Regions from separate parts of the Homo sapiens genome. Here region 2 is linked to region 1. A link is an interaction called in ENCODE POLR2A ChIA-PET data of the cell type or tissue named here. Cell type or tissue: OCI-LY7. All regions are shown on one strand. Each heading gives the region's core, and the rest is flanking DNA. Links, peaks and the distances in the headings are about the cores only.

Region 1 (2,902 bases), core at 148-2,647:
TGAACTCCAGCCTGGTGACAGAGCGAGACTCCATCTTTAAAAAAAAAAAAAGAAAAGAAAAGAAAAAACAGAAATCTGTCACAGGCAGTTATGCCTGGGTGCTGCATCTGGGAGTTAGGTGTGAGACTTTCTAGGGCCAAGATCTTGCTAGGTCTGGCTCCTAAGTTGTCTGGACTCAAAGCCAAGGCCCATGGGAAGGAGTAGGGAGGGAAGGAAGGGGTAGGGGCTGCCATACCTTGGTGGCCACATAGGGAACTGCCTGGGCCTGGCCGATTGCCCCCACCAGGCTGGAGATGTTGATGACATTCCCTTGACTCTTCCGCAGGTAGGGGAGGGCGAGCTAGGGAGACAAGAGGCCAAGTAAGCTACACAAGCCCTGCATCTTCGCAGACCACTGAAACACAGCCACAGCCATCCTGATGTCTGGGATGACGGCCACCTCCCTGGCATGTTTCTAGTTGATCTCAGTGACTGCTAGAGACGGCATCTAACATAACACCCTCTCTGGTTTGCCCTGGGGTCGCTGGGTCTCAGCACTCAAGGAGTCTCTCCTTGGTGGGAAGGGATTTCTCTCTCTTCTCCTCGGTCTCTGACTCTGTCTTTGTCTCTACCTCTGTCCCTTCTCCCTTGGTCTTTGTATGTTACTCAAATTCCTGTCCATATCAAGACAGGAAAATGGATGAGAGATCCAGAAGGCTGCATATTTTTCAAAAATGGGATGAAGTTATTTTCCGGTGAAGTCTCTGTGGCCCAGGCTGGACTGCAGTGGCACGATCATAGCTCACTGCAGCCTCGAACTCCTGGGCTCAAGCAATCCTCCCCGCTCGGCCTCCCAAAGTGTTGGGATTACAGGCACGAGGCATCACACCCAGCCAGGAAGTTCTTTTATCCATGGAGGGGGAGATGGTTTCTATGAGGCCTTCATGAAAGGCACTCTAGACCAGGCACAGTGTCTCACACCTGTAATCCCAGCACTTTGGGAGGCTGAGGTGGGTGGATCATCTGAGGTCAGAATTTTGAGACCAGCCTGGCCAACATGATGAAACCCCATCTCTACTAAAAATACAAAATTAGCCAGGCATGGTGGTGCATTCCTGTAATCTCAGCTACTTGGGAGGCTGAGGCAGGAGAACTACTTGAACCCGGGAGGTGGAGGTTGCAGTGAGCCAAGATTGCGCTACTGCACTCGAGCCTGGGCAACAGAGCAAGACTCCGTTTCAGAAAAAAAAAAAAAAAAAAAAAGAAATGCACTGTTTCCTGCCACCGTTTCTCCTGCAATTCAACTCCCTGGCCACCTGGGAAGTCCCTAAATACTCTCTCTGTGTGTGTGCGTGTGTGTTCGTTGACTACACATGACCTTGGATAAACTCAAATTCTATCTTTGATCTCGCTTGCCTTAGAAAGCTGAGCTGGCCAGGCAAGGCCTGTCCCTGCCACTTAAGACTAATTGGTACAAGGCAGCACCCCTAGCAGGCTCTCCGAGTGGGAATCTAAATGAGCTCCCTGCCCGGTTCCCCCCACCAACTCTTTCAAGCCATTTCTGCTCCCCTCCCAAACGACCTCCACCCTTTTCCGTGCTGTATCTTCGACACACCCTGCGTGTTCAAACCTCAGGGCCTTTGAACTTGCTGTTCCCTCTGCCTGGAGTGCCTTTTCCTAAGAGAGCCACATGACCCACTCTTAGGGTGGCCAGCCATCCCAGTTTGCCCAGGACTGAAGGGTTTTTGGGGACATGGTATTTTCAGTCCACAGTGTCAATGCTAAACGGGGACTTTCCTGGGTAAACACTCCCTCAGCTCCCTCAAACCCTGATCCGAGGTCACCTCCTCAGTGAGGTCTTCCCTGGCTATACTGTTTAAAGCTGCAAGCCAGGATCACTAGCTCACACCTGTAATCCTTGCACTTTGGGAAGCCGAGGAGGGAGGATTGCTTGAACCCAGGTGTTTGAGGCCAGCATGGGCAGCTTAGCAAGACCCTTTTTCTTTCTTTCTTTCTTTCTTTCTTTCTTTCTTTCTTTCTTTCTTTTCTTTCTCTCTCTCTCTCTCTTTCTTTCAGATAGGGTATCACTCTGTTGTCTAGGCTGGAATGCAGTGGTGCAATCTCAGCTCATTGCAACCTCCACTTCCCAGGTTCAAGCAATTCTCCTGCCTCGGCTTCCCGAGTAGCTGGGACTACAGGCATGTGCCCCCACACCAGGATAATTTTTTTTTTTTTTTTTTTTTTTTAGTGGAGACAGGGTTTCACTATATTAGCCAGGCTGGTCTCGAACTCCTGATCTCACATGATCTGCCTGGCTCGGCCTCCCAAAGTGCTGGGATTCCAGGCTTGAGCCACTGTGCCTGGCCTGTCTTTATTTTTTTTAACAACAAAAAAATATTTTTTGTTTTATTTTTTGAGACAGAGTCTCACTCTGTTGCCCAGGCTGGAGTGCAGTGATGTCATCTTGGCTCACTGCAACCTCCTCCCCCCAGGTTCAAGCCCTTCTCCTGCCTCAGTCTCCTGAGTAGCTGGGACTACAGGCATGTGTCACCATGCCTGGCTAATTTTTGTATTTTTTAGTAGAGATGGGGTTTCACCATGTTAGCCAGGCTGGTCTTGAACTCCTGAGGTCAAGTAATCTGCCTGCTTCGGCCTCCCAAAGTGCTGGGATTACAGGCGTCAGCCACCACGCCTGGCCCCAAAAAATAAAATAATAAAATAAAACTGCAGTTCCCACACCCCTGGGTCCCCTTCCCTCTTTCAGATGTCTTTTCTCTGTGTCACACACTCCCTTCTGACAGGCCATATATATTTTACTTGTTTGTTCATGTTCTGTCTCTCCCACCAGCATGCAGAAACCTATGAGGGATGGTCAAGATTTCTTATTTTGTTTCTTCCCCAGCACTAAAGGTGCCTGGCACAT
Region 2 (2,902 bases), core at 193-2,692, 1.1 Mb before region 1:
AGTGCCCCTGCTGGGTCAGTTCAGTGCTGTCCTGGGTGTCATTTCTGAGGGCTTGGCCTAGAGCTGCTGCTTCCGCTTCCCATGATTTTTTTTTTTTTTGAGACGGAGTCTTGCTCTGTCACCCAGGCTGGAGTGCAGTGGCGTGATCTCAGCTCACTGCAAGCTCTGCTTCCCTGGTTCACGCCATTCTGCCTCAGCCTCCCGAGTAGCTGGGACCACAGGCGCCCGCCACCGTGCCCGGCTAATTTTTTCAATTTTTTTTAGTAGAGACAGGGTTTTACTGTGTTAGCCAGGATGGTCTCGATTTCCTGACCTCGTGATCCGCCCGCCTCGGCCTCCCAAAATGCTGGGATTACAGGTGTGAGCCACCGCGCCCGGCCAGCTTCCCATGATTTTGTAAGCACTCAATTCCCTGTAAGATACCTGGAGTGGTTTCTATTTAGGTGCTAGAGACAATCATGCATTACAGTTTTTTTTTTTTTTTTTTTTTTTTTTTTTTTTGGAGACAGGGTCTTGCTCTGTTGCCCAGGCTGGAGTGCAGTGGTGCGATCATGGTTCACTGCAAGCTCCACCTCCCCAGGCTCTGGTGATCCCCCCACCTCAGCCCCCCAAGTAGCTGGGACCACAGGTGCATGCCATTATGCCTGGCTAATTTTTGTTATTTTAGTGGAGATGGGGTCTCCCCATGTTGCCCAGGCTGGTCTCAAACTCCTAGACTCAAGTGATCCTCTTGCCTCAGCCTCCCAAGGACCGAATTAAAGGCATGAGCCATCTTGCTCAGACTCCTGTCTCTATTTTTTTTTTTTTTTTAAAAAAAGGCTGGGCGTGGTGGCTCACGCTCACGCCTGTAATCCCAGCACTTTGGGAGGCTGAGGGGGGTGGATCACTTGAGGTCAGAGGACTCCTGGCCAACATGGTGAAACCCTGCCTCTATTAAAAATACAAAAATTAGCTGGACGTGGTGGTGGGCGCCCGTAATCCCAGCTGCTCAGGAGGCTGAGGCAGGAGAATCACTTGAACGCGGGAGGCAGAGGTTGCAGTGAGCTGAGATCCCACCACTGCACTCCAGCCTGGGGGACAGAGCGAGACTCTGTCTCAAAAAAGAAAAAAGAAAAAAAAAAATCCATGTTAATGGGTAGACACAACTCAAGTGAGAGTAGGTTTTGGGGCAGAGAAATTCAGATGAGGCTTTGGCTGGATTAGGCCTGAGCTTCCCGTTTGGCTTGTGAACGGCGATGTTGCTGAGCTGGCGGACACAGGAACCAGAGCTCTGGGGACCTGGCAGGGAGAGATGTGTGGTCAGCGTGTGGGTTTGTGGCATTTGAGGCAGTGGGACTGGGTAGGAGTTGCACGTAGACCAAAGGTGACAGGTGAAAGGCAGGGAGGTCTGGGGGAAGGAGAAAAAGGTGGGGGGTGGGGACCAGCACAGGGCACTGAGCAGAGGTGGCGGGGAGGGTGTGGGAGAGAATCGGGGCTGCGGATGAGCTACTCCCCAGCCTGCCCACACAAGGCTGGAAGGCACCCTAGGAGGGTCAGCCAGGAGGCCGGGGCAGGGTATCCATTGCTGAGAACTGCCCGGGGAGGGGGTGTTCAGGGCTGGGAGCAACCTCATAGCACCACCATGGTCCTGCGTGATCAATAATGCCCCCACTCCCTGATCCTGTGTGACCATCAAATGCAGGGCCGCCCAAGTTCAAGGAGAATCTGGACGTGGGAGACAGTGGCCGCCAGGAGGCGCCTTGAGCCTGTGCCAGGAACCAGACAGTCTGGGAGGTCCCAAGCGGCCCTAGCTCTCCTGTCACTCCTGCTCAGGATCCCTCAAGGGGTCACACTGCAGCAGGCAGGGTGACAGCTAGACCCTGGGAGGGCCAGCGGGTTAGTGCTGCTTTCTGAATGGGCAGGAGCAGGTCCATGGAGACCGCTTCCTAGGTCTGTCCAGGGGGCCTTCTGGAGGTCTAGGGGCTGTGGCTTGGGGGTCAGTTGGTGAGACTTGAGTGGCTCACACTGGTTACAAAGGCCTCCACACTGGCCCTGACCGGGACTGCGGCCCACTGGAGTTGGGGAGCGGGAGCCAGCAGGGGTTCCTGACCTGGAGAGTGGGAGACGGGGGGTTTAAGGTAGAGGGTGAGCAGGAGGGAAGGGTGTGGATTCTGGCAGTGGGCCTGGAGGCGGACAGGGGTCCCTGGCCATTAGGGCCATGTGTCTGCCATGGTGGGGGCAGGGCGAGAAGTTGCTGAGACAGATCTGTCAAACCCTTGCCGCTTTTCAGTGAGCAAGGGTGTCAGGCTTCACCCCTAACAACCACCCACCTGTCTTTTCTCCCATTGCCAGTCTGGGACCTTACCTAGAACCCCTAGGGGCTGAAGGAATGTTTCCCCCTCCAGGGACAGAATTTCAGGGTGTCACATACCCAAAGCTGTGGTGGTCTAGGATTCCACATAGAGGTTCTGGGCTTCCAGTCCTGTGAGTCACCAGAGGTAGTAGGGAACCTAAGGAAGGAGAGACGAGAGATAGAGGGAGACAGACTCAGGGAGATGACGTCAGAACATCTGGATCCAGCTGTGCCTGAAGCCCTCCCTTAGGCTTTTCCATTACACGAGCGAAGTGCTTAAGCCAGTCACAACTCGGCTTCAGACACTTATGAGCAGAACTTACCTGAAACATGCCCTGATGTCCCCTCCCCCATCTCAGCTGCTTTCCCCAGGCTTCGCTTCTGCCCCTGTCACTGGCGGGAGTCCATCCAAACCTTGAGTCTGGCGTTCAAGTCTGGCCGCCTCACCCCTCCTCTTGTTGGCACATCAGCCTTGGGCCCCTCTCCCTGGCCCACTGGGTTCCTGCCCCTTTGTCCTCAAGCCCCTCTACTCCAGAAAGTCAGCCTGAATTGCACCCTTCTCCCCACCCC

Evidence for each region. ChIA-PET counts read pairs that join two places held together with the same protein. Peaks named below come from ENCODE experiments on the same cell type or tissue, not always from the same donor. Only the 100,000 strongest peaks of a DNase experiment are listed, where the experiment ranks them.
Region 2: POLR2A ChIA-PET joins it to region 1 with 6 read pairs; 1 of 35 experiments calls an interaction of 5 or more read pairs at or near these places.

What each region holds. Positions count from the first base shown.
Region 1 is chr19:48,814,802-48,817,703 of GRCh38, forward strand. HSD17B14 (hydroxysteroid 17-beta dehydrogenase 14) reads right to left here. Exons shown (of 9, transcript NM_016246.3): 6 at 236-340. Among named protein-coding and RNA genes, the nearest start is that of BCAT2, 5.2 kb to the left of the region's middle. In OCI-LY7, for the core only: no CTCF peak of the experiment used is centred there; a DNase peak (open chromatin) is centred at 1,300.
Region 2 is chr19:47,764,331-47,767,232 of GRCh38, forward strand. It overlaps NOP53-AS1 (NOP53 antisense RNA 1), which reads right to left. Exons shown (of 3, transcript NR_132382.1): 2 at 2,411-2,489. Among named protein-coding and RNA genes, the nearest start is that of NOP53-AS1, 3.1 kb to the right of the region's middle. RefSeq lists silencers at 1,822-2,116, 2,858-2,902. In OCI-LY7, for the core only: CTCF peaks have their summits at 1,722 (motif pointing right) and 1,926; a DNase peak (open chromatin) is centred at 1,751.